Regions from separate parts of the Mus musculus genome. Here regions 2, 3 and 4 are each linked to region 1. A link is a loop called in an ENCODE intact Hi-C map of the cell type or tissue named here. Cell type or tissue: heart. All regions are shown on one strand.

Region 1 (8,000 bases):
AATCAATCATTAAGTCCTGAGGCCTGTCCATCTAACACGCTGTACTGGCTGGTTTTGTGTCAACTTCGTGCAAGCTAGTGTTATCTAAAAGGAGGACCCCTCAATTATGAAAATACCTCCGATACTGAGTGACGGTGGTGCACCTCTTTAATCTGAGCACTTGGGAAGAAGAGGCAGACTGCTCTCTGTGGATCTGAAGCCAGGCTAGGCTACAGAGAACAGCCAGGACTAGATAGAGAAACCCTGTCTCAAAAAACCAACCAAAAAAGAAAATGCCTCCATAGGCTCTAGATGTAAGTATTTTCTTAGTGATTGATGGGGGAGGCCTCAACCCATTGTGGGTGGGGCCATTCCTGGGCTGGCAATCCTGGGTTGTATAAGAAAGCAGGCTGAGCAAGCCATAGGGAACAAGCCAGTAAGCGGCTCTCCTCCATGGCCCCTGCATCAGCTCCTGCCTCCAGGTTTCTGCTCCGTTTGAATTCCTGTCCAGACTTCCTTCAATGATGAACAGCAATAGAGAAGTGTAAGGTAAATAAACCCTTTCCTTCCCAACTTGCTTTTTGGTCAAGGTGTTTTGTTGCATCAATAGAGAAACGAAGGCAGACTGTGGCTGGGCCATGGCTTTAATCCCAGCATTCAGCAGACAGAGGCTGGAGGATTTCCAAGTTCCAGGCCAGCCTGGTTTACAGAGTGAGTTCTAGGGCAGCTTAGGCTACACAAACTATCTTGAGGGGGATCAGGGGAGAGAAAAAAGAAACCCTAAGTAAGATGCCAGCCTTCCGAAACCTTCTGGAAGAGCCATGCAGCTCATTCCGTGCTCTCAGGAACACATCCCTGCCAACAGTAGTTGCATTTGGGGACAAGTTTGTGAGCACTGGCTCTGTAAAGCTTGAGGACCTTGGTTCACACTTTAAGGCTCCAGCCTGATTTGCTTGTGCAACTACCATCTGCATAACAGTCCCTCCATATCAACGTGCCTGAAGGGATTGAATGAGACCACAGAAAGGACCTAGAACACAGTGTGATATGCATTAAGCAGCCAATATGTCCCCAACAATACTATCATTATTGTCTGTATTAAGCCAATCATGGCCACACAGTGTTCCATAAAGGCTACACTGTGTGTGTGTGTGTGTGTGTGTGTGTGTGTGTGTGTGTGTGAGAGAGAGAGAGAGAGAGAGAGAGAGAGAGAGAGAGAGAGAGAGAGAGCGTGAGCGCACACGCGAGCATGTGTGTAATTTCACCATACATATACTTACAATAAATGCAAAACAATCTCATTAAGGAAAGTTCAGAAAACTGCCATTTTTAATCAGTTACCAAAGTACCCCCAAATTTTTAAGTGCCCAGTTTAGGCCAGAATACAGAGAATCAGGGATACCTGGTGACTACAAATTACGTGTGAAAATCACCACTGTTGCTAGCAAAACAAGCGTCTAGTCCCTGGAGCTGAGGGTACTGTGTAGCTGGGGAGCTTGGCTGAACTCCATGTAAAATACCCGTGCATTTGTATTCATGCTGCAGTTTCCTGAATCATGGCTCCTGGGTGCTCAGCGGTGTCTAATATATGCGCTGAGTTTCAGGGCTGCTGGTGTGTCTCCATCATAGCACACAGCTCATTCGATCCCAGCTTGTCTGTACACGTGTCTGTGTGTTTGTCCTTTCTTCATCACCATGGCAGCCGTACACTCTCCCTGGTTGCTCAGGAAATGAATCCTCAGGACACCCCGTGCAGGAAGTGAGGGCGAGCAGAAGTCTGTGCGTGTGTGCCCACATGTCTGCACGCATGCACGTATATTTATGCACAGCATGTAGAGGTTGGAGGACAATCTCTGGTGCTCTTCCTCAGGTACTATCCACCTTTTTTGTTGCTGTTGTTTTAGAGTCAGGGTCTTTCTGTGGCTTAGAACTTGCCAAAAAAAAGGTAGGATGGCTGCCAATGAGCACCAGGACCTGTCTCCACAGAGTCCCAGAAACAGGAGACTCTGTTTCAGCAAGGTGGAAGAAGAAAGCCCAACTTCCAAAAGATGACCTTAGCATGGTTACAATTCCTTTATTTCATCATCATCATGATGCAAAATTTTAAAGTGAAAAAATTCATAAATCACATGAATAGGGAAGACTTGTATTTATTTGCAGAATAAAATTAGGCAAACTTTGGAAAATGATGTCACCTTTAAAATATAAGTGAACTTAACAGTTTTTTAAATGTATGTGTGTCTGTGTGTATATATGTGTGCAGGTCCCTGGGAAGTTAGGAAAGGGCACTGGACACCCTGGAGTTGGAGTTACAGGCAGTTGTAAACTATCAGATGTGGCTGCTGGGAACCAAACTGCCCTTAACTACTGAGCCATCTCTCCAACCCACTTTCTCTAGTTCAACTTATTTTACTTATCCTTGTACACTTTCTCGTGTGCAGTGCACTTTGAGCACATGTCCCACCGTCCTCTTATCCCTCCTCCTTCCAGACCTTCCTTCTCAGCAACTTCCCCTCTTCCTTCATGCAGTTCAGAGAGGCTCTGTGTAGAGCACTTGCCCAGCATGCAGGGGTCCTGTTTCCAATCCCTAGCACTGCGGGGAATGGGGGAAGCAACCCGACTTACCTGTAACTTGGTCATTGTTCTCTTCTCTTTGAGACAAGGCAGGGCTCTGGGAAGCAAGCTGGGGAAGAGGGGCTTCGTGAGAACACTGCTAGGACAGTTGGTCCACATGGCTTCCTCAGCTTCTCCATCAGCCCCAAGGGCTGTGCGCGCTGACCAGGCTTTTCTGCCTACTTCCTACTAAGCCTCCGGGTTACCAGACTCACTCACCACATTCTCTATTTCTGGAAGCTCAGGGGTGCTGGGCACTCTTACCTTCACAAGGCTGCTGTGGTGATGGGTTTTCCAAAAAAACCAAATGTTTAAGATGCATGCTGTGTCTTGACTGACCACCACTCTCAGAAGGGTCTGTCAATTGTGACAGCTATCTTACATGTTACTGTTTGCATACATGGGAGTGAAATTATCCCTCTGTCTTGCTGTAAAAGGCTTAATTACTAGTAATCATTGCTCATTTGCAAGAGCCTCCACAAAGTCTCTTTTCCCACGTGCATAAAGATAACGACCTATAAAAACCTAAAGCTCAGCAGATAAAGGCCACTGTCGCTGAAACTGATCCCCTGAGTCTCTGGACCCCACACAGTGGAAGAAGTGACTGAACTTCCAAAAGTTGCTTTCTGATCTTGTCAGTATACAAGCTGTGGCACGCCTACCTCTCAAAGTAAGTAAGTCATATTATATCGCATCGCATCGCATCGCATCGCATCGCATCGCATCGCATCACCACATCACAACCAGAGTTGCATACTACTTAAGGCTTTAGGGCACTGCTATCTGCCATCACCGTTCCTCTGATAGACTCCAGTGGAAAGCTAGACTCTCCCTGGGGCTCCACAAGCAGCTGAGATGGGTCCAATAATCCTGAGCAGCGCCACTTCAGGAAGGGCCCAAGAAAGAGGAGTGCCCCCCCCCCACCCCATCCCTCCGCCTCTCACTTCTCCCCAGCAGCGGACTCGGTCCCCGAGGAGGCATACCAGGAGCAAGGGCGTACAGGGCCACAGAAAAGCTTCAGGATCTCACTTCACCAGAAGTACCACCAGGCCGCCTTGGTTTGCGGAAGTGGAAGCGACTTTGGCAGCCTCTGGAGCGGGAATTACCATTCCCAGAATGCCTCAGTGGAAGCACCTAGCTCTGGTGCTCTTTTGGGACTACATTTCCCAGAATGCTAAAGTTTGGTTAACCGCCTAGCTGTTTTAACAGCTGTTAGGTAGTTAGGTCCTTGGATATAGCTTTTTTGGAAACTTGTTCTCCTGAGTTGCTTTTCGGGATTTGGGAGTTTTTGGTTTTTGTTTTTGTTTGTTTGTTATTCATTTGTAAAATGGCATGAAAGACAATTGTAGTAAGTTGTTGGTGGTGGTCGCTTTTTTTCTCCCCTCACCCCCACCCCAGGTAGAGATTCTCTGTGTAGCCCTGGCTGTCCTGGAACTGCCTCTGTAATCCAGGGTGGCATCGAATTCATAAACCTCCCTGCCTCTGCCTCCCAAGTACTGGTATTAAGGGCATGGGACACCAAGTCCTGCTGTGGATACTTTTTAAAACATTGAAGCCCCACTGTTGTGATTATAATAAGATATAGAGGTAAAAAAAAATGTGTTCTATGGGGTGTGGTGAGGTGTGGGGGAGGGGGTCCCTCAGCGAGCCCAAGCCAAGGCATCCCTTTCCTCAGAGGGACCAGTGACATGACGATATAGCATAGAATAGAGTTTATTTAGGGCATGGGGAGGGGAGTTAAGAGAGTAGTAGAGGCAGAGAAAGGCAGAGAGAAGGAGAGAGTAGAGAAGTAGAGGCTGGCCATGATCACGCGGAGAGAGCAGAGGGAAGGAAATGGGGAGGGAGGGGGGGCAAGAGGGCAAGAGGCAAGAGAGAGAGGCAAGAGTAGGAGAGTAAGAGCGAGTAAGAGAGGGATGAGGGGGCAAGCAGCCCCTTTTCTAGCGGGCCAGGCCTACCTGGCTGTTGCCAGGTAACTGTGGGGGTGGAGTTCAGACAGAATACCAACATCCATATTATACTGCATTATAAAAGCTAGAACTTCAGTTGTGAAGCTATAGGCGCTTGACTGAGCAGCAAAGTCCGAATCCCTTCACAGAATCCCGTGAGATGTGAGGGGACACCCGCCTAGAATCTTCTAGAGAGGGGCTGGGAAAATGACCTGGTAGTAGAATACAGACTATTTTTGTCACTGTTAAGTTGCTGTGAAGAAGCACCATGACCAAGATATAGAGAGGCAACTCTTAAGATAGAGAGCTTTTATTTGGGGGCTTGTTTAGTGCATTATCATCACAGTAGGAAGCATGACACCAGGCTATGAAGAACCATTCAAATATTTGAACTTTGGGCAGAGGCTACTCTTATCCAAACCACCACACCCCACTCCCTAGTCCCCATAGGGTTATAGGTACAACATAATGCCTATGGCCAGCAAAACTGCTTGGCAGATAAAGGCATTTGCCCAACCAAGTTCAAGGACCTGAGTTCAGTCCTTGAAATACACATAGTGGAAAGAGGGAACTGACCCCTGTAAATTTCCTTTGACCTCCACCAAAGTTGCTGTAGCACACTGATGCACACACACACACACACAATTAGTTAATTAGTTAGTAAATTAATAAAAATAAACTACTACAAATTATAAGAAGATTATTATTTTGTCTCCGTTTCACTGAAAATCCACTTCAGAGCCCACCGTGCTGCAGTAACTATGCTAATAAGCCTCTTGCCCAAAGGACTGCTCAACTCAGTGTCACACTCTCATTCCCACTTCCTCCCTAAAACTTAACAAAAACATGTCCATTCACCATGGGTGGTTGCAGGAGCCCTGAGTCTCGGAATCTGCTGTAAACTGTAGCTCAGGTTATTGGTGTATATATAGAACTGTGTGCCACAGAGAGAAGAGTATAAACTCTATTTAATCTACTGGTACACACCCATTCAATTCTTTTAAAAACCAGATTCATTTTTACGTGTGTGTGTGTGTGTGTGTGTGTGTGTGTGTGTGTGTGTGAGTGAGAGAGAGGGAGAGGGAGAGGGAGAGGGAGAGGGAGAGGGAGAGGGAGAGAGAGAGAGAGAGAGCGCGCACAAAAGGGTGTCAGGTCCTGTGGGGCTGGAATTACAGGCTGGTTGTCAACTTGACACTAACAGGGAAGAGGAAGCCTCAACTACAAAGATGCCTCCATGAGACTGGTCTGTAGGCAATTTTGAGGCATTTTCTTTATTAATGGCTGGTGTAGGAGAGCCCCACTCGCTGTGAATGCTGCTATCCCTGAGCAAGTGCTCCGAGGTTGTATAAAATAGCAAGCTTAGTAGCCAGGCCTGGTGGCTTTGATCTCATCTCTCAGGAGGTGGAGGCAGGAGGATCTCAATACATTTGAATCCAGCCTGGTCCACATAGTGAGTTCCAGGACAGCCAGGGCTACATAGTGAGATCCCACATGAAAAGACAAAAAAACAAACACCTACCAAGCCATGGACAGCAAGCCTGTTGGCAGTGTTCCTCTGTGGTTCCAGCTCCAATGCCTCCTCTGGCTTCCCTCAGTGACTGATTGCGATTGGCAGGTATAATCCAAACAAACCCTTTTTCCTCCAAATTGATTTTGCTCAGTGTTTTATCACAGTAACAGGAGCCCATCTAGAACAGGGAGTTTTCTCCTACTTTTGGAAATGTTTCCAGTGTAGTGATGAGTTTTTGCTGCACCACTTTGACTCCTGGCAGATCACACCCATGCACCCACCCAGGAGCTATCTTTGGATCCACGAATGAAAGACGCATACATATTAGCTTATTTGTAAAATGCCTTGGCTACCTCAAAGGCTAGACACTCTTAAATCTTCCTCCGTTACCCCAGGCCCAGTCAGGGAAGTGGCCAGCAGCCACTTACCTGAAATCTCACATAGCTGGCTGGCTTTATTTCCTGCTGCTCCTGCATCCTATCCTTCTTCATGGAGATTCTCTTCATTCCTCAACTCTAAGGGTCCTTCCCCGTGCTCAGCCATTGGCTGTTGGCATCGTTATTGATTAATCAAAAACCAACTGGGAAGAAGGACCTTTAGGGTTTGGACACACAGATTCCTGATTGAATCAAAGCTTCAGACCGGTCCTCTAGGCAGGCAGATGTCAGGCACAAACTATCAGCTGCAGTCCAGTCCTCTCAGCAAGCAGACACCAGGCAGCCATAGTTCAATCCTAAAGAAACCGCCAGGCTCACCAACCAGGCTGAGGCAGGGCTGCTGAAATGGCAAGCTGTTGCAGGAACTTCATGAGCAGTTCTTGAGCGAGTTTCCCTCAATGGCTGCGTTATCACAAGTTGAGCTCAATAATGCTATACAAGGTGAACCAATACATCCGTGCAAAGAATAGCGAGGCAGAGAAAACCAAACCAAAGCTCAGTGCTTGCCTCCCACTGTCTGTGGGGTCATCTTTATACTCCTTCCTCAAACATCCTTTTACATGTTTGCTATATCAAAACATCCTCTCACCTGTGTCTGCTTCAGGAAAACAGTCTTTCACGTGTTTGCTTTAGCAAGACATCCTTTCACCTGTGTGCCCCAGCAAAACATCATTTGGCATAAATGGCTTTCCAAAGAACTAGAAGTTTCCACTTCACCTGTGTTCATGAAAGTGTTGATAACGAAGCTCATTCTGTGATGGCCAGGGGAGTTGACAGGAGTTTAATGGCTGTGCTAATCTTTTGTTTCTTTCTATGAAGTGAAAACCAGCAAAGACCGGCAAAGCCTTGCACAGCACCCCAATGCAAAAGCATCCTCTCACTGTCTGTGAGGCTTATCATCTTTCTAAACCTCACATGCCATCCAAGTGTCTTTTGTTAGCAAATCATCTCTTGTCCTCTCACAAGACAGCTTTCTGCAAAACACCACGAGACACAATTGAGTTTCTAAAGAAACAAGAAACGACTTCTTCAATCACTTGGTCAGGGGAAAAAAATGAAGAAAGAAAGTAAAGACTTTCTGGGGCTGGAGAGATGGCTCAGTGGTTAAGAGTTCTAACTGTTCTTCTAGAGGTCCTGAGTTCAATTCTCAGCAACCACATGGTGGCTCACAACCATCTGTAATGGGATCTGATGACTTCTTCTGGTGTGTCTGAAGACAGCTACAGTGTACTTATATACATAAAATAAATAGTTCTTTTTTAAAAAAAAGAAATTAAAGACTTTCTAGAATTCAGTGAAAATGAAGGCACAGCATACCCAAACTTATGGGACACCATGAAAGCAGTGCTAAGAGAAAAGTTCATAGCACTAAGCGCCTTCATAAAGACATTGGAGAGATCTCAGACAAGCAACTTAACAACACACCTGAAAACTCTAAAACAAAAAGAAACATACACAACAAAGAGGTGTAGACTGCAAGAAATAGTCAAACTCAGGGCTGAAATCAATCGTTTA
Region 2 (8,000 bases), 96 kb before region 1:
AGGGCTAGGAATTGAGTCCAGGTCCTCTGCAAAAGCAAGTGTGCCTAAGTAGACCAGGATGCAAGATCTGCCTTCTGCCTTCTGAGTGTTGGGATTAAAGGCTTGTTACCACCCTGCTAGAACGATCATTCTTTAAAGGAGACTGAAAATTGAGATGAAGGGCCAGGGAAGATTCCTTTGAAACAATTTCAAAACCTTGAAATCAGAGTTCTGATCTGTAATTTGTCTGGCTTTACATTCATTTGTATGAACATGGTTTCTGCAAGACATAGTCTACCTAGTGAAAACCATGCCCTGTAACTTAGACGTGAATTCCCCGAAGTAGGGGAAAGAAGCTGAGAGTACTACCTGCTAAAGGTACGAGATGACTCTAGAGAAGTGGTTCTCAACCTGTGAGTCGTGACCTCCATCAGGGGAGGGGAGTTACCTCTGACTATTGGAAAACACATTTATGACTCATAATAGTGAAGTTATAAAGTAGCAATGAAAATGGTTTACCCCAATCTATTTTTCTAACTGCTGGCCTGGCTATGTCCCCAGTAGTATACCACAAATACTTGCTGTTTCTCCTGACCATGTGCTCATGATCCATCTCCTTTCCTTCTCACCCCTCCTCCCCATCCCACCCGTGTCCACTCTTTATCTCTCCTTTGCAACCTCCAACCAGGTAACTGAGAATCCACCTACCTCTCATCCCTCCAGTAGTTGGCTGTGCCATTTCTATTTAACCAATAGTTTTAAATTAGGGAACAAGGCTTGCACAACAAAAGCTGGTAAACGTGAGGACTCACTCATAAGCAACCAGACCTTCAGGTACAGAATTTAGTATTACAATTCATAGCAACAGACCAAACCTCAACAGTTGGGAGGTCACCAGAAAAAGAACATGAGGGGTTGTATTAGAAAAGTTGAGAACCACTGCCTTAAAGAGCCCTCTGACAGAATTTAGTATACCTGGCAGTGAGGGACATTCTGAACTGGGCTGTGTCCAGAAGCAGGATCATTCTGAATTCAGATAAGAAAACAGCAAAGGTTCTCCACACTTTGACTTTGTTGAAGGCTTGAAAGTCTGGGATAAAATAGACTTTGCTGCCCACCCCACTAATTTATAGATACAAAACCAGCGTTAGAAAGAAGAACTTATGTTGGGTTGGTTTGTCTGGGTTTTGGTCATTCTTTGATTCAGAATCTCCCTGTAGCCATGGGTGGTTTGGAACTCACCATGTAGATCAGGTTGGATTTGAACTCACAGAGGTCTGCCTGACTCAGCCTTCCAAGTGCTGGGCTTAAAAGTGTGTACCCCGCCGGGTGGTGGTGGCACACACCTTTAATCCCAGCACTTGGGAAGCAGAAGCAGGCAGATTTCTGAGTTCGAGGCCAGCCTGATCTACAGAGTGAGTTCCAGGACAGCCAAGGCTATACAGAGAAACCCTGTCTCGAGAAAAAAAAAAAAAAAAAGTGTGTGTGCCCCCCAACATCTGCTTAAGTGTATGAATTTCAGTGGTCACTTGAAATCTTGAAGGAACCATGCTGGTATAAATTAATATGAAGTGGAAATGGCTACAAGTTAGACCTCTGAATACGTCAAGGTTTGGTTGAGCAAAGGAAATTGTTTAGTAAATGCTGAAAATGGTTGTTTGGCAGTGGAATTGATGAAAGTTTAAAGACTTTGGAGGATCTAAGTGACTGTGGGTATATGCCCATGTGCATCTGGTTTTGGCTATTTAGCCTTGTTAAATGTATAAATAACCCATATGTCTTGCCACAGTTACTAGGTAATAGTTGATGGGTCCCAAGAGTTATACTATAAAATAGATTACTGATTAAGCAAATGGTTGAGTAATTTCTATCATTTGCTAAATAGCTTTATTTTGAACTGGTGAGATGGCTCAGCAGCTAAGGATGTTTGCTTTCAGTCCTGACCATCTGATTTTGATCCCCATGACCCACATGGTGGGAGAGAAAGAACTGACTTTTGCAAGCTGCCCTCTGTCTTCCACATACATGCAAATTCATACACATAAATCCTTTTTGAAAATCCAAACTTAGGTTGTTGATGGGCTCACTCTGCTGTTAAAAGCACGCACCACTTTTGTAGAGGACCCGGCACCCACGTCAGTTGGCTAACGGGTTTGTAAAGTCAAGTTATGGGGGAGGGAGGTGGGAAACAGACGTCCTCTTCTAGTTTTCTTGGGCACTACACGCAATGGTGCATATACATGTGCCCAAGCACACATGTGCACACACGCACACATACATTAAATATTTAAAATTATTAATTCAGTTCCTTTGTACTTGATTTACCTTTTTCTGCATTCCTGCTTCCATGCTTTTTATAGAATTGCTTCTTGAACTGGGTGGGGATTAGTTACGTTGAGTTTGTCCTAGTGTCACGTTTGAAAAGCTTTTCTTTTCCAAGATTTTTATAAAGACAGTGGAGGTTGGAGAGCTGAAGGTGAATAGTGATAATCAGCAGAATTAAATAAGGGGAATCCCATCCCATAATCAGCCTCCAAACCCTGACACCATTGCATAAACTAGCAAGATTTTGCTGAAAGGACCCTAATATAGCTGTCTCTTGTGAGACTATGCCGGGGCCTAGCAAACACAGAAGTGGATGCTCACAATCAGCTATTGGATGGATCACAGGGCTCCCAATGGAGGAGCTAGAGAAAGTAGCCAAGGAGCTAAAGGGATCTGCAACCCTATAGGTGGAACAACATTATGAACTACCCAGTACCCCGGAGCTCTTGACTCTAGCTGCATATGTATCAAAAGATGGCCTAGTCGGCCATCACTGGAAAGAGAGGCCCATTGGACATGCAAACTTTATATGCCCCAGTACAGGGGAACTCCAGGGCCAAAAAGGGGGAGTGGGTGAGTAGGGGAGTGGGGGGAGGGGGACTTTTGGGATAGCATTGGAAATGTAAATGAGGAAAATGCCTAATAAAAAATATAAAAAATAATAATAATAATAATAAGGGGAATCCCTAAACTCAGGACTATGCAAATGATCTGGAAGGGAGGTCCGCTGGGGTTAAGGCAGGCCCTGCAGATCCCGTGAACTGTAGACCCAAGCAGTCCCTGACGTGCTCTGGGGAAAGCGCTGTTTATCCCAATCTTCCACAGAAAGCAGGGAAAGCATCGTGGTTCGAAGATTTTTGGCTTAGGGTATGCCAAGGACTTTCAAAAGTCTGAAGTCCGGTTTCCTTACTCCATGGCACTTCCGCTCGGGGAAGGCAAGGACTCTGAAAATTCTGGGAAATGTAGTTCATGACCCTCCCATCCCCGGGATGATAAGATAACTTCCGCTGCAGGTGGGGGGGGGGGGCTGAGAGGCCATCCTTCCGGTTGGGAAATGTAGTTTGGGAATCCTCAGTGTGCAAGATCCTCTGCAGGAGACTGCAGGAGACTGTTCTCCCCGCAACCTTCGGGAATTCTGGGAAGTGTAGTCCTGGCTGCCTATGCGGGAAGAGTCACTTCCGCCCCAGGTGTGTGAGGCCTTGTTCCGTTCCTTTCAGAAAGGTGAGCCCTCCCCTTTACTGACCCCTCCCGAGTGTGAGCGATCCTTTTCAGGTTGCCCTGGGTGATAGCCACCAGGCTTGTATCCTGGGTAAGGAAGTCTGCCTCGGAAAGGTAGAACGTGAACTTACTTTGGAAGAGCATGCCCGAGTGTGCTGCGATTGCACACACTGACTCAGGCCTGGCCCGGGGCTGTCAGTCACCTGGATGGAGGGTCTCCTGGGCGATGGGCACCCCCAGCCGCCTCCCTAGCTCTGGTCACGATGCCATCTCCCAGCAGTGGAGTTCAGACTCTCCATCTCTGCCTCCATGCTTTCCACCACGCCTTGGTACCTATCCAAGAGTGATCTAGAGTTTCCTGCAAGGCTCAAAACTGCTGACGCGCGGTAGGAAATGGGACATTTACTATCGGTGCTTTCCAATTTCAGAGAAGCTGGACGCTTTAGTGACCCACGGATGGTCTCAGAGCTCCTGCTGTAGGGTCTCTGGACCCAGCCTGTCCCCATTATCAAAGTCCTTAATGACTTGTTTTGTTTTTGTTGAGACAATCGTTCCCAGCTTTGTGTGCAGTGTCCACTGTGCCTTACGGGGGCCGGGAGAGGTGTTAGCTGAAGTCCGGTTTCTCCGAGCAAGTTGTCTTCTTAATCCTTTATATAAAAAGTGCTGCAGGGGAAAGAGGCATCAGAGAACGTGGTAGTGGTGCAGTCGTTTGAATGAGAAATGACCCCGTAGGGTCCAACCTTTGGATGCCAGGTCCACAGTTTAGAGGGCGGGGTGCTGTTTCTGGAGGTTTGGCTGGTGTGGCCTTGCTGGAGAAATACGTCATGGGGCGGGGTCAGCCTCCAAGGTGTTTGCTCGCTATGCTTGAGTTTCAGAAGGGAGCTCTCAGCTTCTTGCTCCTGTTGACAAGTCTGCCACCTGCCATGCTGTCCCTACTATTATGGAACTGAAAGCCAAAATAAACGCTTTCTTCCACACCTTATTCATGGTGTTTGATCACAGCAACAAAAAGTAACTAATACACAGGGGTAGACCTTAGCATCCTTCTGTCAATCTGTCTGTTCTGAGGAGTGAGGCTCTCTTTACTCATTAGCAGATCCACTTATGAAGTTACCCTAATATTTTTTAATTAATTCTGGACGGGATAGAGAAATGCTTGGACATAAAGAATAAGTATGAAATATAAACATTTAAAACTAAATGCTGTACGGGTTCTATCCAAATTAATAAATATAACTCTTAAAAGAGCTTTATTGGATGTGGAGTCATCATTATTTTTATCACTTCTATTTAAGGAAAAAAATAAAATTTGTTTTTTAGAACATAGGTTAAAAATTTACTGATTGTACCAAAAAATATAAAATTATTATCATTATATCCTGTGTTCCTAGGTAATTATATTTCTTTATAGTCTACTTATTTTCTTAATCGTATACGCTACAGTTACTTCTACAATCATATTTGCAGATAACACTACAGAATCATTTTTTACAATCGTATTTGCACTAGCCATACTGAAATGGCTCAGCCTGCAAAGGCACTTGCCACCAAGCCTGACGTCCTGAATTTGATCCTTAGGACTCATATGGTGGAAGAAGAGAATTGTTGTAGATACACACACCCACAAATAAATAGATTTAAAAAAAAAAAAAAAACAGTGGAATTGGGAATGGAGAGGTGATTAACAATCAGCATTGTTTCTGCTTGCAGAGGCCCCAGGTTCGAGTCCCAGAACCCACAGGTGACTCGTAGCTACCTGTAACTCCAGTTCCCAGGGAGCTAGACAAGCAGGCAGATACTTAAAAGTAAATAAAAATTAATATATATAGTGCACTGTTGAAGTCCTCAACCTGTATATTAAAACAAAACAAACAAACAAACAAAACAAACAACAACAACAAAACCCAAACATGTGCCTGGCCCTAGGTTCAATCCCCAGTCCTGTGTGAAAGAAAAAGCATAAAATGTATATCTTTCTTAGGTAGAGATTTTATTATCTATAGCAGAGCACATACACCACCACCACCACCCCCAAAAAAAAAGACTTCTGGATTTCACAAGCAGTATTAAAATGGTGATAGTAAACATGCCGGGGGCCCTAGAAACGGCTCCAGGTAAAGGAGCCTGCTGCCAAGCCTGCTGCCCCGAGTTCAATCCCCAAGACCCACGTGGTGAAAGGAGGGAACCACCTCCCATACACATGCTGTATGTATGTGTGTAAGTGTGTATGTGGCCAGGTAGTAAGTAAATACAATTTAACTTTAGCTGAGTGGTAGTAGCACACACCTTTAATCCCAGCACTCAGGAGGCAGAGGCAGGTGGATCTCTGACTTCAAGGCCAGCCTGGTCTACAGGGAAAGTTTCAGGACAGCCAGGGCTACACAGAGAAACCCTGTCTTGAAAAAAAACAGAACAAAAAACTTCTTTCAGTTTTAACAAACTAAAACACTGTGAAAAGTAAGACATGTTTGTTGCAATGCAAGATCAACAGCTAAGCAGAAACAGAAATTCTGGAGCTAGAGTAAGAAGTTAAGAGATAAAATGAGGGCTGGACAGACGGCTCAGAGGTTAAGGAGCACTGACTGCTCTTCCGAAGGTCCTGAGTTCAATTCCCGGCAACCACATGGTGGCTCACAGCCATCCATAATGAAATCTGACACCCTCTTCTGGAGTGTCTGAAGACAGCTACAGTGTACTTACATATAATAAATAAATCTTTAAAAAAAGAGAGAGAGAGATAAAATGAAGGAAATAGTAAAAATAAATAAATAATAGATTCCCTTAGTGAAGCAGTCAAGAAATGAGAGAAATAAAGTCAGGGAGGACAAATGGAACAGGAATACAGTGGTGGCCTGGACCCCATCCACATCAGCAGTTACTGGATGCAACTGTTAGGATAATACTCTGATAAACAGCAGCCTAAAAGAGAAAAAGATGTATTTCAACTTAGAGTTCCAGGTTATAGTCCATCATTGTGGGGAAGTCAGGAACTTGAAGCAGCTGATCCATCACACACAGAATCAAGAGCAGAGAGAAATGTATGCCTGCATGCATGCATGCTTGCTTGCTTGCTTGCTTGTGTTCAGCTTAGTTTCTCTACATTTGTCCAGTTCAGAACCCCTTGCCTAGGGAGCGGTGCCTCTTACAGTGGCCTGGGTCTTCCCATATCAAGTAGTTAAGACAATTCCACATAGATAATGCCCATGTACTAAGACAGATGATTCATTGTTGAGATTATGTTTCCAGGTGATTCTAGTTGATAATTAAAGCCATCTATCACACTAATAAATCAAATACATAGGTTAAAAAGATTACAGGTTGGCACTAGTCGTGGTGGCATACACCTTTTATTTCCAGTACTTGGAATAGGCAGGCAGATCTCTGAATTACAAACCAGCTTGGTCTACATGGTGAGTTCTAGGCCAGCCATAGTGAGACTTTGTCTCAAAACTAAACAAAATAAAAACCAACCAACCAATATATCAGTATATATTGTATATTGTATTATATATGTGCATGTGTGTGTGTCTGTATTGCACACTCTGAAACCCGTTCACTCTTAACATGAGGCATCTATCTGCACACATGTGCTCCACTATGTCTTCCTGACAGTTCTCCATGACAGAGCTCAAATACAGCTTCTCTGCTCATAAGTCATTTGTATCCCCGTATTTCGTTATAGACAAAGAGAAGAACCAACACAAAGGCGGAACACAGAGTGGTTTTGTTAGTATAAGGCACAGGAGACTCCAAGACTGTTGTCACCTGTGGCTGCCATTGCACAGTTTGCCCTGTTAGACATGACAATCCCAAAAGCATAATCACAGAACATCACATGAAGGACAACGGACAGGCCAGAGGGATCTCAGCACTGTTCTCAGTGAACAGCGCACGAGTGCACTGAAAACAGTGCGGATACCATGGCCGTAACAATGCTGTTAACCACTAGATCCCATTCACACTTCTAGAACCTACCAAGAAACTACCAACTTTACATCTTCTTCAGGTTCATTGTTTGTGCTGGGCCAAATTTGCTGGTGTCTCTGATGCTGATCTCAGACCTGTCTCCCATTCAAGCTGCACATCTTAGGGCACAGGAACTGTACAGAGTTCCCATCATGCCTCTTGCCTGGTGCAGGGATGGGCAGAGAAAAATTAGCATCACCTGTTTGTCATGGGTGTGCCCTTCAACTCAAATATATTCAACCTCTTTGAAAATGGGTGTGACTGAAGCCCCCCTCTTGTCCCTGTCCCTGGGCAGTCTTGGTGGGATGCTAGAGAATGTAGCCTTTTTAGAAAGTAGAAAAGGTGATGTGTATGGATTTGTAATGACTAACCTAAATACATACACTGTTAAGAGACAAAGGCTGGTGTGTGCACTGTTAACTTGAGTGGTGACAAGCGTGGTTTTTATCAGTTGCTAACACGTTTGATGTTTATTATACACTATCTCTAACACTTTGTGCACATGCCCTGGT
Region 3 (8,000 bases), 46 kb after region 1:
ATTGGAACTGTGTCCTATGATAAGACCTACAGTCCCTGGAGGCAAGGTACCCAACACTGAAGTGGAGATGAGATGCACACCATCCCAACTAGAAATTATAACATCTATTAAAGCTGCCAGGTCTAGCCCCGCACTCCCCGGGGTAGCTCTAGGTAAATGGTGGATAGTAAACTCTGGAGCCTCCGGATTCAGAGGAATGGATTCTTTACCACCCTCTTGACTCTGTGCCTCTCTTTTCCCGGGGATAAGAGGCGGCCCGCTATCTAGTTTTTTGTCTCACTAGTCTTTCCTGCTTCTTTAGTGAGCAGAGTCCCATCCTTATGAACCTTTGATTTACATTCATTCTTCCAGTGCTTTCCTTTGCCACAGCGTGGGCAGGGACCTGGAGGAAGGTCCTTCTTGTTTCCTGAGGGATTTTTACAATCCTTCCTCAGGTGTCCCGGTTTTCCACACCTGAAACCTGCAGCTTCATTCCCTTGGGAACGCTTTCCATTCCTGTAAGTATTTCTGACATAGGTGCTGAATTTCTCCCCTCTCATTGCTGCGGCGTAAGCTATCCCCTGAATTACGGCCCGTGAGGCATCTACACATGCTTTAATATAATCTTGTAGGAAACCTGTTTTACAGATTGGTCTGATCAGGTCTTGGCACAAGGTGTCCACGTTTTCCCAAGCCAATTGTTTTATTAATATATTAGTCCCTTCTGAGGGGTGAAGCATTCTAGAAACTGCCTCTTCCAATGTAGCCACAAAACTCTCATAAGACTCATCATGCTTTTGCCTAATTCCTGAAAGGACTGTGGACTTAGCCCCAGGCAGAGGTAAACTCTGCCAGCTGGATACAGCTATCTGATTAATTTTCTCCAACACTGCCTTTGGAATTTTTAGTTGCACTGCTGGCTTAGCGCAGTCCTTTTGCCCAAGAAGCATGGACGTCATGGGCTTAGTTCCACTTCTCGATGAAGAAGTTTCCTGTATTAGCTTTCTGGCCTCTTCATACTCTGTTCTCCGGAGAATGAAATCTCCAGGAGTGAGAGTAGCCTTTGCCGTTTGATGCCAATTGTAAGGAGTAAGCCACTGGCTTGCTACTACATCCAAAACCTGTAAGGTGTAAGGTGCAGTGGGGCCCAGTGTCGTTACTGCTGACTGTAGTTCCTTAAGAGTTTTTAACGGCAAAGGTTCCCATCAGTGCTCATTACCTTCTACGTAAATAACTGGGCAAGTGAGAGTAAAATCTCCTGGTCTTTTTGCCTCTGCCATGACAGCGTCAAAACCAACTGGTGGCAAAAGTCAACATGGTTTTGGTACAGGTTTACAAGTGACTGGTGCCATGATTAAAGACTCCTCCCCACTGCTGCCTCGGCAGCTATGAAAACGATCTCTTCCTTCCCACTCCTCATCACTTTCGCCATCAGTTGTCTCTGATTCACTATTTTCTAAGCTTTCCTCTTTTTTGCCTGTATAGCAGGATTTCCTTTTACAAGCAGATGGTCTCACTTTCTGATCATCAGAGGGCTCTGAAGGAGATTCCTCTGCAAGAAATTCTAAGTCTTTTTTCTCAGTCAGTATATCCCTCATTTGTTGCCACAGAGTAAAGGCATTACTGGGGACTTCCCTAGATGAATTTTCCTCATGAAACTTCCTCATAACTTTATCTACTCGCTTCCAATCCTCCAATGTTAAGCTTCCCTTCTCTGGAAACCAAGGGCTGATTTTTTTTTTTTTTTTTGCACGAAATAATAAAATTCTTGTAAGGATTTATCCGAGACCTTTAGACCTCTGCCAGACAACACGTGCTTAAAGACCGACAGAAACAACCATTTCTTTTTCGATTCTGACTGCTCCATGGTAAAACTTACTTGTCCTCCTCAAACTGACGATTCTTATCAGTGGGCCTGCAGCGCTCTGATGAGATCCTATCCTTGCCTGAGAAGTAAAAAACGAAAAGGGAAAAAGGAGAGAAAAGACTTACCTGTCTGATGTCCTGGTTCAAGGCGCCAGCTGCCACAGATGAACCTCACTTGGGTCCTTGATCCATGGGCGAAACTTGGGTTTCGGTTACAGGTAGGCAAAGAGTCGGGAAGAAGGAGGGGTGACAAACAGACATGACACAAGGGAGTGTGGATCTGAATGTAATGTCTTAAAGCAAGCACTAGTCTTATAATACAGAAAGCAAAGGAGTCGGATATCACAGCAGGCAAGGTACATCGAAGTATATGACACAAAACAGAGGAATGCCTACAAAGGACTGGCAGGAACCAACTCGGATAAAATACAATGTTAACAACTGGGATCAAAAGCAGCTCCACCTAAGGTCCACTTAATCTTAGAAGTCAGGTGTAGTCTCCCCTCCCCCAGCCTGAAACCTGCTTGCTCAGGGGTGGAGCTTCCTGCTCATTCGTTCTGCCAGGCCCACTGCTAGAACCTGCGGAGCCACACACGTGCACCTTTCTACTGGACCAGAGATTAGCGGGAGTCGGGTCCCCTCCCCCTTCCTTTATAACTAGTGTCGCAACAATAAAATTTGAGCTTTGATCAGAATAAATTTGTCTTAGCTCCGTTTCTTCTTTCGCCCCGTCTAGATTCCTCTCTTACAGCTCGAGTGGCCTTCTCAGTCGAACCGTTCATGTTGCGAGCTGCTGGCGGCCGCAACAGTCAGGGGCAAGGGCTTCGCGCCCTTGCCATAGTTCCTATTCTAGTCTATTGTATAGTCCACCTCCCCCTTAGGCCATTGTAAATTCCTGTGTATGGGTGTAACTCAGCTATCTATAGTTCTAAGTATCTACTCTGGTTCCTCCTTAGACCACAACCTTCCTTCTTCCTAAATAATGGTAAATTCCTGCATATGGGAGTAGTTTGCCCTGAGATTTCTAACTCTATGTAGTAGATAATAATGCCTGATTTCTTTCACTATCTCTCTTACAATACTAGAGGCAATTCTGAATGTCACTGAATAGGCAACATTCTTACTGAATTCAAAGCCCTTGGTCGGCTCAAGGACTGCCTAGGATTGATGAGGAATCTAACTTAGCTAAATATCAAAAATGAATCCTTAGAAGCACTTATAATAAAGTAATATTAAGGGAAAGCACACAGATCTGTTTACCAACTAAAGCATGGACATTGGAGCATTCGTTATTCAGGATGCCACAGTTCCAGGAGACTTTTTGCCTCAGGACAGTGCCCAGGTTTTTGGGGCCAGTTGCACGTGTCACTACTGGAGTAGATGTAGCACCTGCCCTGCTGATTTAAGTTCCACTTGCAACCTTCCAGGGACTTTCTATTGCCACCACTGAGAATGTGAAAATTAGGGGATAGGATGGAAGACAGACAGGGACCCCTACATTAAAATAGAACTTACCTGCAAACCAAACTGTAAGACCCACCACCCCATTATACTCAAATCCTAGGACCCTCTTCCCTCCTTATGCAGACTGGGAAGTAGAACTTGATATGTTTATAAAATGATAAATGGGGGTGGGGTGGGGTGGATACGTTCTATAGGGGTGTGGTGAGGTATGGGGGAAGCGGGTGCCTCAACAGGCCCATGCCAAGACATCCCTTCCCACTGTGGAACCAGCCACACGATGGTATAGTATAGAATAGAGTTTATTCAGGGCTTGGGGAGGGGAGTTTAGAGGGTAGTAGGGCAGAGAATGGGAGAGAGAAGTAGAGGAGAAGAGTAGAGGCTGGCCATGAGCACGTGGAGAAAGAGGGGGGAAGGTATGAGGGGACAGAGCAGGAGCAAGACGGGAAGAGCAAAAGAACAAGAGGACAAAAGAAAGAGGAGAGGGCAAGCAACCACTTTTATAGTGGATCCGCCTACCAGGCTGTTGCCAGATAATTGTGGGGAGGAGCATACCTAGGTGTTGCCAGGTAACTGTATGGTGGAGCTTAGACAGAATGTTAACCGAACTCACTAGGGCATCCAGAGCTTACCTATGCTAATCTGACTCAGGAACAGAATTTTCTATCCAGAAGTTGGCAAAACTTGAGACCCTGTTCCCCATAAGCCCCCTGGCTAAAGGGTTGAAAACTGGAGCCAGGATAGTTATGCCCTCTGGTCCTGTTACTGCACCTTCCTACAGCCAAGACAGAGACCTACCCTTTGAGATTTCTAAACCATGGGACTTAGCTGGTAGTCACTATAAAGGTCAATTTTAAATTTCTCAACGAAACAAGGCCAAATATGACTAAAGACTGTTGATTTTGTCTGGACCCACAACTTCCTTTCTAAGCGAGAGTGGTACTTTTACATTTCCCAAAAAGCAATTTCCACCGACCTCACTCTAGTTAAAATAGCTTGGAACCTTCTCGTTCTGGGAAATGTAGTCCCAGAAAAAGCTCCAGACCGATGAACTTCCGCCGAGGCATTCTGGGAATTGTAGTTCTGGAGCCATTAGCAGCTAAGTTTGCTTCAGCTCCAGAAGGCTAGGCTGCCTGGCAGTGCTTCCTTCCAGTGAGGTGAGAGCTTGGAGCATCCCGCAGGCCTTCTGTGCGCTGTGCCCCGGTGTGTCCTCTCAGGGACGAGTTTGCATTCCGGTGTGTCCTCTCAGAGACGAGTTTGCATTCCGGTGTGTCCTCTCAGAGACGAGTTTGCATTCCGGGGAAAAGCGGGGCAGCTGTGGCAGCGACCCGTCCTTTTTAACTGGGTTCTGCCTGAGGCCTCCTGCCCTGATTCCTGGACCCATCTCAGCTGCTGGTGGAACCCCGGGAGAGTCTAGCTTCCCACTGGAGCCTGGCAGAGAAGCTGTGGTGACAGATGGCCAGTGTCATAAAGCCTTAAGTGGCAACTCTTACTTTTATGTGTTTTTGTTTTGATTTGGTTTGGTTTTGCATTTATTTATTTAAGAGGGGAGGGTTGTGTCACAGCTTATGTATGGAGGTCAGAAGACAACTTGTGAGAGTCAGGTCTTTCCTTGCACCGTGTGGTGTTCAGGGACTCGAACTCGCCCCATCAGGCTCAGCTGAAGTCACTTCTACCCACTAAGCCATCTTGCAGGGCTTAGATTTCTATTGGTCATTATCTTCGTGCATGTGGAAAAAGAGACTCTGGAGGCTCTGGCAGGTCAATAATGTTTGCTAATTATGAAGCCTTTTAGAGCAGGATACAGAGAGGTTTAACTTCACTCCCATGTATGGAAACAATAACATGTAAGATAGCTGTCACAATTGACAGACCCTTCTGAGGCTGGTGGTCAGTCATGACACAGCATGCATCAGACTTCTGGGGCTGCTTAAACATTTGTGTTTTCTGGGAAACCCATCACCACAGGCAGCCTTGTGAAGGTAAGAGTGCCCAGCACCCCTGAAGCTTCCAGAAATAGAGAATGTGGTGAGTGAGTCTGGTAACCCGGAGGCTTAGTAGGAAGTAGGCAGAAAAGCCTGGTCAGCGCGCACAGCCCTTGGGGCTGATGGAGAAGCTGAGGAAGCCACGTGGACCAACTGTCCTAGCAGTGTTCTCACGAAGCCTCTCTTCCCCAGCTTGCTTCCCAGAGCCCTGCCTTGTCTCAAAGAGAAGAGAACAATGACCAAGTTACAGGTAAGTCGGGTTGCTTCCCCCATCCCCACAGTGGTAGGGATTGAAAACAGGACTCCTGCATGGCGGGCAAGTGCTCTACACAGAGCCTCTCTGAACTGCATGAAGGAAGAGGGGAAGTTGCTGAGAAGAAAGGTCTGGAAGGAGGAGGGATAAGAGAGGACAGTGGGACATGTGCTCAAAGTGCACTGCACATGGGAAAGTGTACAAGGATGAGTAAAAAGAATTTGAAAAAGTGGGCTGCAGAGATGGCTCAGTAGTTAAGAGCACTGGCTCAGTTTGGTTCCCAGCACTCACACCTGATAGCTTACAACTGCCCGTAACTCCAATTATATGTAATTAGAGGATGTCCAACGCCCTCTTCTGGCCTAATTTTATTTTACAATTAAGTATGAGTTCTTCATACTCGTGTTTATGATTTTTTTCATTTAATAATTTTTCATTAGTATTGGGTTTGTGCTTTGTGAGCATGTCAAGACATGATGTAGACTTCAGAGGACAGCTTTCAGGAGTCTCTCTTCTTCAATCTTGTTGAAGTAGCATCTCTTGGTTTGGGGACTCTGGGACAGGCTGCTCTGTCCTGGTGCTCAGTGGCAGCCATCCTAGCCTAATTGGCAAGTTCTAGGACACTGGAGGACCCTGTCCTAAAAACAAACAAACTACCCTAGACAGCACCTGAGGAAGGACACCAGAAGTTGGATTGTAGCCTATTCATGCGTGCACACATACATGCACACAGAAAAGTGTTCATTCATATTTCCTGCACGGGGCGTCCTGTGCATTCATTTCCTGAACAACCAGGGAGCGTCTGGCTGCCACCAACTGCACGGCTTCTGTGGTTGATCCAATTCAGATGATGAAGGAATGAAGGAAGGACAGACTCACAGACACGTGTACAGACAAGCTGGGATCGAATGAGCCGTGTGCTCTGATAGAGACTCCCCAGCAGCCTAGAAAGACAGTGCATGTATTATACAACGCTGAGCACCCAGGGGCATGATTCAGGAACCTGAAACACTAATGCAAAAGGGAGTGCTTCCCATGGTGGTACCCAGCTCCCCAGCTCCCCAGGGCCATCAGTTCCAGGGAGTAAATGCTTGTTTTTCAACAATAGTGGCTATATTCTCTGTTAATTTGTAGGCAGTAAGTATCCCTGATTCTCTGTATTCTGGCCTAAACTGGACACTTTAAAAATCTTGGGTACTTTAGCAAGTGATTAAAAATAGCAGCTTGTCTGAAACTTTCACTTACTGAATTAAATTTTGTTCTATATTTATTGTGTCAATGTGGACGGTTCATTTTAAATTCATCCCTTCAGGGATACTGTGATGGAGGTACTGTTACACAGATGGGGAAACTGAGGCACGGAGAAGTTAGCCTAAGCTCCTCAGGCCAGAGCCTTGAAGTGTGAACCAGGGTTCATAAGGCTTGCAGAGCCTGTGCTCTCACCCCTGACCCTAAATGAGACTACTGTTGACAGGAGTGTGTTCCTGAGCACACAGAATGAGCTGGTTGTCTGTTCTAGAAGGTTCCTGAAGGCCTGTGTCTTAGTCAGGGTTTTTTATTTCTTTCTTTTCCTCCACCCTTGAGGCAGACTTTCCCAGTGTAGCCCTATCTATGTTGGCATTCACTCTGTAGACTAGGCTGGCCTTGAACTCAGAGATTATCATGCCTCTGCCTTAAGAGTGCTGGGATTAAAGCCATGTGCTACCACTGCCTGTCTTAGTTAGGGTTTCTATTGATGCAACAAAAAGCCATGACCAGGAAGCAAGTTGGGGAGGAAGGAGATTATTATTAGGCTCACACTTCCGTATTGTTGTTCATCATTGAAGGAAGTCAGGACAAGAACTCAGAGAAGGAACCTAGAGGCAGGAGCTGATGCAGAAGCCATGCACGTGTGCTACTTGCTGCCTTGCTCCCCATGGCTTCCTCAGCCTGCTTTCTTATAGAACCCATGATCACCAACTCGAGGATGGCACCATCCACAATGGGCTGGGCCCTCCCTCATTAATCAAAATTAAGAAAATGCCTTAAAGCTGGTCCTAATGGAGGTATCTTCTTTTGGTTGGTTGGTTGGTTTGTTTGTTTGTTTGTTTGTTTGTTTAGATATGGTTTCTCTGTGTAGCCTGACTGTTCTGTAACACTCTGTAGACCAGGCTGGCCTAGAAGCCACAGAGATCCACCCACCTCTGCCTCCCAAGTCCTGAGATTAAAGGTGTGCACCACTATCACCCAGTTTATGTGCGAGGTTCTATAAGAAAGCAGACTGGGTAAGCCATGATGAACATTCCAGTAAACAGCACACATGCATGGCCTCTGCATCAGCTCCTGCCTCTGTGGTCCAGCCCTGCTTGAGTTCCCATCCTGACTTCCTTCATTAATGAACAGGAATATGGAAGTGTAAGCCTAATAAATAAACTTTTTCTTCTCAACTTGCCTTTTGGTCACAGTGATTTGTCTCA
Region 4 (8,000 bases), 62 kb after region 1:
AGCTGGCTTACAGGTTCAGAGATTCAGTCCATTATCATCAAGGTGGGAACATGGCAGCATCCAAGCAGTCATAGTGCAGGAGGAGCTGAGAGTTCTATATTTTCATCTGAAGGCTGCTAGTAGAATACTGGCTTCCAGGCAGCTAGAATGAGGGTCTTAAAGCCCACACCCACAGTGACATGCCTACTCCAATAGGGCCAACCTACTCCAACAGGACTAGACCTTCTAATAGTGCCACTCCCTGGGCCAAGCATATACAAACCATAACATTCCATTCCCTGGCCCCCATAGGCTTGTTCAAACATATGAGTCCATTGGAGGCCATAACTAAACACAATATAATGCAAAATACAATTAGTCAACTTCTAGAGTCCCCATAATCTATAGCAGTGTCAACAATGTTAAAAGCCCAAAGCTTAAGGTCTCTTCTGAGAGTCATCCAATTACTTAACTGTAATCCCCAAAGAAAGACTTGAAACCAGCTGGGCAAACTCCAAACTCTGCATCTCCATGGCTGATGTCAAAGCTGTCTTCAGATCTCCAATTCATTTTTCATCTTTATTGACTGCGACAAACTTCTTTCTTCTGAGCTACTTCCACTCCCTGTTAGCAACTTTTCTCAGCATCTCCTGTATCAATGTGATGTAAAGAATGTGGCCCGGTTATTTCTGATTGGCTAAGAAAATGCTGAACAGTCAGTGATTAGTTCAGTGATTAGGCTGAACTTCCGATCCAAGCCAGGGACCTGAGAGAGAGGAGGAGGAGGAAGAAGAGGGCCACAGGTCAGGTGAAGAAGATGAACAGAGTCACCATGATGTCAGGCATGAGGCAGATTTGCCAAGGGAGTGCTCCTTGAGGACAGACAGACAGAGCAGAGAAAGCTAAGGTGAGACTAAATGCAAGTAACGTGTGTGTGGCTGGGAAACAGCTAAGACAGCATAGAGGGTTAGGAATATCTGCTCAGTTATTGTGCTTAAAGCTTGTGGAATAAGTCTATAGGGCTCTGTCTCAATTATTTCGGGAGATAGCTGAGTTAGAAAAAATCTCATCCTATAGACAAGGTTCTCTATGGGAAATCAATTCTTTTCTTTTCTTTCTTTCTTTCTTTCTTTTTTTTTTTTTTTTTAATTTTCTTTTATTTTCTCAAGACAGCTGTCGATCTGGCTGCTCTGGAATGTGCTCTGTAGACCAGGCTAGCCTTGAACTCAGAAATCTACCTGTCTCTTCCTCCCGGGTGCAGGATTAAAGGCTTGTGGCACCAATGCTCAGCTGGGAGATTCTTTACAAATGTCAGAAATCACAGACGAGTGGAAAATTGCCCTATCATTGTTGCGGGAAATATAAAATGAACGCCAAGCTTCCGCACTTCTCCCAGCTACTCTCAGCCCCAGCAGTCCCACCAGCCAGTTCTTAACTCCTGGAGACTCTCTGAGTCAGAGCTCCAAAATCTCTCCACCCAGCTTGCTAAGTTCCCACTGGCGGGTTGCTACTATACCAACCCTATGCTTCAAAACCCACACGGCCTTTGTGGTGCACATCTGGCAAACCCACGCTTTGCCTTCGTACCTTTCTCTTTTGAACCCAGACGAGCTGCCACAAGAAGGAAAATGCAACACAAACTTAGTTCAGAAAAAAAAAATTGTAACTCAATCACTGGGCACAGCAGCTAAAATCTTGTACGCCATATTAAATCTAAATCCTCCGGTTGCGAATCCTGACGGATCCGCCATTGAAACCAGGAGACACTAGTAATTACATCTTGTCCTCACACTATCCCTGTCGAAAAAGACCAAACTCTCCTGCTTCCTCTCTTCCTCCGTGCATCCTGGAAGTCGCCCCTACTTGCTCAGTGATTGACTCCTTTATTCATTAGGGGATTGATTCACAAGAAGCCTGAGTGTATGACTCACTCCTTGTCCGCAACCCCTCCCAGGAGAGCAGAATTAGCATCAAAATACAAACAGCACCAGCGCCATCTACAACAGGACACTGGCAGGGAAATCTCAGCATCCATCCAAGTCTACAGAGAAAGGCTGCAGGAAAGGATTTAACCAACGTTGGTGACTGGCAGAACCGTCGTTGACCTACGCGTCCCTTTCTCACAGGAAGCCCCTCTGTATCTGAGGTGCAGAGCTGCATGTGCTCAGGACTCAGCCATTTCCGGTGCAAGTGGAGAGGGGCCCTGTAAGTAAGACTCATTTGAAAATGCTCACCCGTCTCCAACCTGCATTCATATTGATTTGTGTTCCTCAGTATTCCTGAAAGGGGCCTTCAGTCAGCATCTTATATTTATTAGCCTAGTACAGTGAACTGAAATGTGTGCAATTGGAATTATGGGCCCTGACATTCTGTGGGGACAGAGCTTTTGCTGTTGTTTGTTTGTTTATACTGTAACCAATATTTTGAACGTCTTTACTAAACTTGACTTGTGAATGACTTGCTTCTCCTCCTTCCCCTCTAGGTCTAGGTCGGGCTGTCCTTCATGACCCAGGTCCATCTGTGGTTCAGACCTATGCTGCTCCCACGGACTCCCCCAGGCTGTATCTCAGATAAAGAGTTCTTTCTGACAGCTCCAGGGCTCTGAAGGTCAAGGATCAAGCCCCCACTGGAGGATGCTGGGCAGGTTGTGGTTTGAGTGAGAACGCCCCCCACAGGCTCATGTTAAAATGCTTAGTCACCAGGGAGTAGAACTCATTGAAAGGATTTGAAAGACAGGAGGTATGGCCTTGATGGTGAAAGTATATCACTGGGCATGGCTAGAGATTTTAAGAGCACATGTGTCTCTTTGTCTCTCCAGTATGGATGAGGATTTAACTCTCCCTCCCATGCCCGCTGCTGCCATGCTCTTGCCATGATAATGCACTAAACCCCTAAAAGTGTACGCAAGCCTCTAATTAAATGTTTCCTTTTATAAGCGTTGCCTTGGTCATGATGTCCCTTCACAGCAACAGAAGAGTGGCCCAGATAGCCCATGTTCTACCACCAGGTCACTCCCACAGCCCCTCACTAGGGGATTCTGGGCAGTGCTCTACAACTGAGCCGGTCCCCCACCCCTCATAGGGGGTTTCTATGCAGAAACTCTGACTCTGCTGCCTAATTAGGCAACTGCAGCTGTGCAGTTTCCCTGTTAGCTTTTATAATGTAATACAGTATGGGATCTCAATTTTAAAAAAAAATGTATCCACAGCAAGATCTGCTGGCCCTCTCCTTTAATCACAGCACTTGGGAGGCAGAGGCAGACAGATCTGTCAGTTCGAGGCCAGCCTGGACTACTGGGGGAGTTCCAGGACAGCCAGGGCTACACAGAGAAACCCTGCCTCGGAAAAACAAAACAACAACAAAAACAAAGAAGTATCCACAGTTGACTTTCATGGAATTTCAGAAATGAATAAACCGAAAAGCAACACAGAAGAGCGACCTACCAAAAGGAATCCCCTTAGTTAAAAAGGTTCACCGAAGCTTTGCCATTCCGGGGAATATAGTCCCCAGAGAGTGCAGCCACTGAGGAATTCTGGGAATTGTAGTTCCAACGCCAGTAGTGGTCAAGGTCGTTTCCGCTCCCGGGAGGGGAGGATGTTTGTGAGTGCTTCCTGTGAGGTGAAAACCTGGGCCATCGCTCTGCATTTCCTTTGCGCCTGTGCTCCTGATGTATCCCCTCAGTGACCGCATCTGCGGCCCAGGAACAAGCCCGGCATCCAGGTCCTCTCTCGCTGGGCTCTGCCTGAGGCGGGGCTGCCCTACACTGACACACCTCAGCCCCTTGCAGAGCCCCAGGAGAGGCTAGCTTCCCAGGGGAGCCTGGCAGGGGAGCTATGATGAGAGATGGCCCATGTCCTGAATCCTTAAGTGGTATGCAACTTTACTTTTTATGTGATTCCACCCCTATTTATTTATTTATTTATTTATTTAAATAAACAATATTTTTATTTTGTTAAAGTTATTAAATAAATGTATTTAATAATTAGAAGAAAGAGAGAGAGAGAGAGAGAGAAAGAAAGAAAGAAAGAAAGAAAGAAAGAAAGAAAGAAAGAAAGAAAGAAAGAAAGAAAAGAAGTCAAAAGACAACTTGTGGGAGTCAACTTAATGGTACCCAGAGACTCAAACTCAGCAGGTTAGACTCAGTGGCAGTTTCCTTTACCCGCTGAGCCATCTTGTAGGCTCAAACTCCCCATTCCTTGGAGAGGGTTTAGCGTTTTTTGTTATTGTTTTGTTTTGTTTTTTAATTGGTCATTATTTTCATGCCTGTGGGAAAAGAGACTTTGGACTTTGTGGCGGCTCTTGTAAATGAACAATGTTTACTAGTAATTAAGTCTTTTAGAGGGAGATACAAAAGAGGACTCTATCATTTCCATGTATGGAAACAATAATATGTAAGATAGCTGTCACAATTGATAGATCTTTCTGAGAGTGGTAGTCAGTCATGACACAGCACGCATCATAGAGTTCAGAGCTTAGTGAAGATTTGTTTTTCTGGAAAACCCATCACTACAGGCAGCCTTGTGAAGGTAAGAGTGCCCAGCACCCCCCACCCCACCCCCCACATGCACACACACAAGCTGCCAGAAATAGAAAATGTGGCCTTTTCTAACCCGCTGCGGTGAGCGAGGTGAGGCATGGGTGGCCCCTTAACTTTAACCCAGAGTCTTACACTACCAATTAGTGGGAAGTAGGCAGAAAAGCCTGGTCAGCGCGCACAGCCCTTGGGGCTGATGGAGAAGCTGAGGAAGCCATGTGGACCAACTGTCCTAGCAGTGTTCTCACGAAGCCCCTCTTCCCCCAGCTTGCTTCCCAGAGCCCTGCCTTGTCTCAAAGAGAAGAGAACAATGACCAAGTTACAGGTAAGTCGGGTTGCTTCCCCCATCCCCACAGTGCTAGGGATTGGAAACAGGACCCCTGCATGCTGGGCAAGTGCTCTGCAGCCACCGTAGCCTATTTGACAAGGTCCAGGCCACGGAAGGACCCTGTTCCCAAAACAAACAAAAACCCTAGACAGCACCTGAGGAAGGACACCAGAGGTTGGGCTGTAGCCTGTACATGCATGTGTACCCTTGTGTACATATGTACACTCACATGCATGCACACATGTGTACACACATGCACACAGAAAACTGGTCACTCTCATTTCCTGCATTGGACTTCCTGAGCATTCATATCCTGAACAACCAGGGAGCGTCTGGCTTCCGCACAGCTTCTGTGGTTGACCCAACTCAGATGATGGAGGAATGAAGAAAGGACAGACACACAGACACATGTACAGACAAGCTGGGATCGAATGAGCTGTGTGCTCTGATGGAGACTCCCCAGCAGCCCTGAAACTCAGCGCATTTATTAGACACCGCTGAGCACCCAGGAGCCATGATTCAGGAAACTGCAGCATGAATACAAATGCACGGGTATTTTACATGGAGTTCAGCCAAGCTCCCCAGCTACACAGTACCCTCAGCTCCAGGGACTACACGCTTGTTTTGTTAACAACAGTGGTGATTTTCACACGTAATTTGTAGTCACCAGGTATCCCTGATTCTCTGTATTCTGTCCTAAAATGTACACTTTTGAAAAATCTTCAGTATTTTTTAAAAAATCTTCAGTACTTTGGAAAATGATTAAAAATGGCAGTTTGTCTGAAACTTTCACTTACTTAATTAGATTTTTGTTTTAAATTTACTGTTTGTAAATGGACAGTACATTATAGTCAATATATGTTATATAAACTACATATATATAATATATATTTACATGGCTGAACACCATGTCATATATATAATATACACACATATATATATTTGTGTGTGTGTGTGTGTGTGTGTGTGTGTGTGTGTGTGTGTGTGTGTGTAATGCAACCTTTATGGAACACTGTGTGGCCATGAGTGTCAACATGCAGACAATGATGATAGTGTTGTTGGACATATATTGGCTGCTTAATGCATATGTGCATATCATACAGTGTTCTGGGTCCTTTCTGTGGTCTCATTTTATCCCTTCAGGGGCATTGGGAGAGGAAGGAATGTCAGTTGAGCAAATGCTTTTATAAGATCCAGCTAAGGCATTTTCTTAATTAGTCATCAATGTTGGAGGGCCCAACCCACTGTAGTTGGTGCCATCCCCAGGCTGATGGTCCTGGATTCTATAAGAAAGCAGGTTGAGCAAGCCAGTAAGCACCACCCCTCTATGGCATGTGCATTAGTTTCTGCCTCCAGGATCCAGCACTGCCTGAGTTCCCATCCTGACTTCCTGCAATAGTGAACAGGAATATGGAAGTGTAAGCCTAGCAAACTTCCCTGCCCAACTTGCCTTTTGGTCATGGTGTTTTGTCCCAGCAATAGAAGCCCTAAGACAACAGGCTCTGTGTAAGCAGTTGCTCAGGTCCTAGTGGCATTGGGAATGAATCTGAGGTGGCATGTGCTTGCCGTCACAGGAGATGGTGACCTTCAGGGATGTGGCTGTTGTCTTCAGCGAGGAGGAGCTGGGGCTGCTGGACGCTGCTCAGAGGAAGCTGTACCACGATGTGATGCTGGAGAACTTCAGGAACCTCCTGGCAGTGGGTGAGGACGGGGCCCTGTGTCCTTGGTGATGTCAGAGTTCACACCCGTGTGTCTGTTGCACGCCACTGCTTCCCTTTTAGGTTACTTATTTTGTATTTTATGTACACGTGAGTGTTTTGTCTGCGTGTGTGTCTGTGCCACATTCACTCATGATGCCCACAGAGGCCAGAAGAGGGCATTAAATCCCCTGGACCTGGACTTACAGATGGTTGTGAGCCAGCATGTGGGTGCTGCACACACACCCTGGGTCCTCTGGAAGGGCAGCCAGTGCTCTGTATGGCTGAGCCACATCTCTAGCCTCTACTTTATTTTTTGTTTTGTGGCAAGGTCTTGCTATATAGCCTAGGCTTGCCCAGAAATTTGATTCTCCTATCTAAGTTTCCTAAGCACTAGGGTAGCAGCTTTGTCGACTGTGTCTGACAAACTGCGTGCTCCTGGGGCCTTGCACTCCAACCCTGCTCATCTCTATTTCTTTTCCTGCTTCGATATGTGTGTCTCAGGTGTTGTCCTTTGCATCTCTCTGGCCACACAGTGCTCTTCCCTGGTGGAATTCCTGTCTCTGTCTCTCTGCCTCTCCCTCTCTATCTCTGTGTGTATGTGTGTTTTTGTCTGTCTGTCTCTCTCTGTCTCTCCGTATATATGTGTGTTTGTGTCTGTATGTATGTTTATGTCTGTCTGTCTCTCTGTCTTTGTCTGTCTGTGTCTGTCTCCCTCTCCCTGTCTCTCTTTATGTATATAGGTTTGTGTCTATCTGTCTGTCTCTGTCTGTCTCTCCCTCTCTCTGTCTCACTGTATATATGTGTGTTTGTGTCTGTCTGTCTCTCTGTCTTTGTCTGTCTCTCTCTCTCTCTTCCTCTGTCTTTCTGTGTATGAGTGTTTGTCTCTGTCTCTCTCTCTCTCTCACTCTCACTCTCTCTCTCTCTCTCTCTTCCCCACCCTTCCTCCCTCTCTGCATTTGTCTGCTGGGGAGCCCTCACAGACCCTGCTTTTCATGTGTCTCACCCTCACTCTCTCCATTCTGCACCTGCCTCCGCTGGTGTCTGAGCACCACCACACTTGTTACCACAGAGTTAGTGCTTCCTTCCCATTATCCTTCTGCACAGCTACACATAGGCTCTTCGAGTCAGGTGCTCAGCACGGGCTAAGGTAGCCTTGAGCCTTCACTCCCAGGCTCACCCCAAATTTCCCGCCATGGCCAAGTGTTGATTGTTCTTGGTTTTAGCTCTTTGTTCCTTAGAGCTTTCAGACATTCACCTTTGACACTGATCTCTAGTTAATATTTCCAGAAAGAAATGAGGACTGGCCAACTTTGATGTCCTCATCCTTGCTGATATCATCTTCTGTTCTCTATTCTTTCAGGATGCCAGAGTCCAAATAAGATGGCGCCTCTTGACACAACAGGAATAAGGTGCCTTCCATTGGGGCAGCTTCCATGTTGGCAAATGACCAGCCATGATG

Evidence for each region. A loop is a pair of places that touch in the nucleus more often than their neighbours do. Peaks named below come from ENCODE experiments on the same cell type or tissue, not always from the same donor. Only the 100,000 strongest peaks of a DNase experiment are listed, where the experiment ranks them.
Region 2: it touches region 1 in a loop (3-fold over the local background); 4 of 42 quality-filtered maps call a loop at or near these places.
Region 3: it touches region 1 in a loop (3-fold over the local background); 12 of 42 quality-filtered maps call a loop at or near these places.
Region 4: a loop joins it to region 1, with 2.6 times the contacts of the local background. A loop is called at or near these places in 12 of 42 quality-filtered maps.

The regions. Positions count from the first base shown.
Region 1 is chr7:24,204,454-24,212,453 of GRCm38, forward strand. It overlaps Zfp111 (zinc finger protein 111), which reads right to left and starts at 3,696. Exons shown (of 4, transcript NM_019940.2): 1 at 3,576-3,696; 2 at 2,605-2,662. The coding sequence starts at 2,619. In heart, no CTCF peak of the experiment used is centred here; a DNase peak (open chromatin) is centred at 3,678; H3K4me3 peaks cover 1,367 bases; H3K27ac peaks cover 819 bases; H3K27me3 peaks cover 645 bases.
Region 2 is chr7:24,108,912-24,116,911 of GRCm38, forward strand. Zfp112 (zinc finger protein 112) reads left to right here and starts at 3,409. Exons shown (of 5, transcript NM_021307.2): 1 at 3,409-3,525. In heart, no CTCF peak of the experiment used is centred here; DNase peaks (open chromatin) are centred at 3,390, 3,820 and 4,230; H3K4me3 peaks cover 1,715 bases; H3K27ac peaks cover 1,449 bases.
Region 3 is chr7:24,250,350-24,258,349 of GRCm38, forward strand. It overlaps Zfp108 (zinc finger protein 108), which reads left to right and starts at 4,445. Exons shown (of 4, transcript NM_018791.2): 1 at 4,445-4,573; 2 at 5,484-5,541. The coding sequence starts at 5,527. It also overlaps a transcript of Zfp109 not described here. In heart, no CTCF peak of the experiment used is centred here; a DNase peak (open chromatin) is centred at 4,402; H3K4me3 peaks cover 1,404 bases; H3K27ac peaks cover 1,164 bases.
Region 4 is chr7:24,266,833-24,274,832 of GRCm38, forward strand. It overlaps Zfp93 (zinc finger protein 93), which reads left to right and starts at 3,586. Exons shown (of 4, transcript NM_009567.4): 1 at 3,586-3,849; 2 at 4,781-4,838; 3 at 6,416-6,542; 4 at 7,902-8,000. The coding sequence starts at 4,824. In heart, no CTCF peak of the experiment used is centred here; a DNase peak (open chromatin) is centred at 3,629; H3K4me3 peaks cover 1,070 bases; H3K27ac peaks cover 1,060 bases.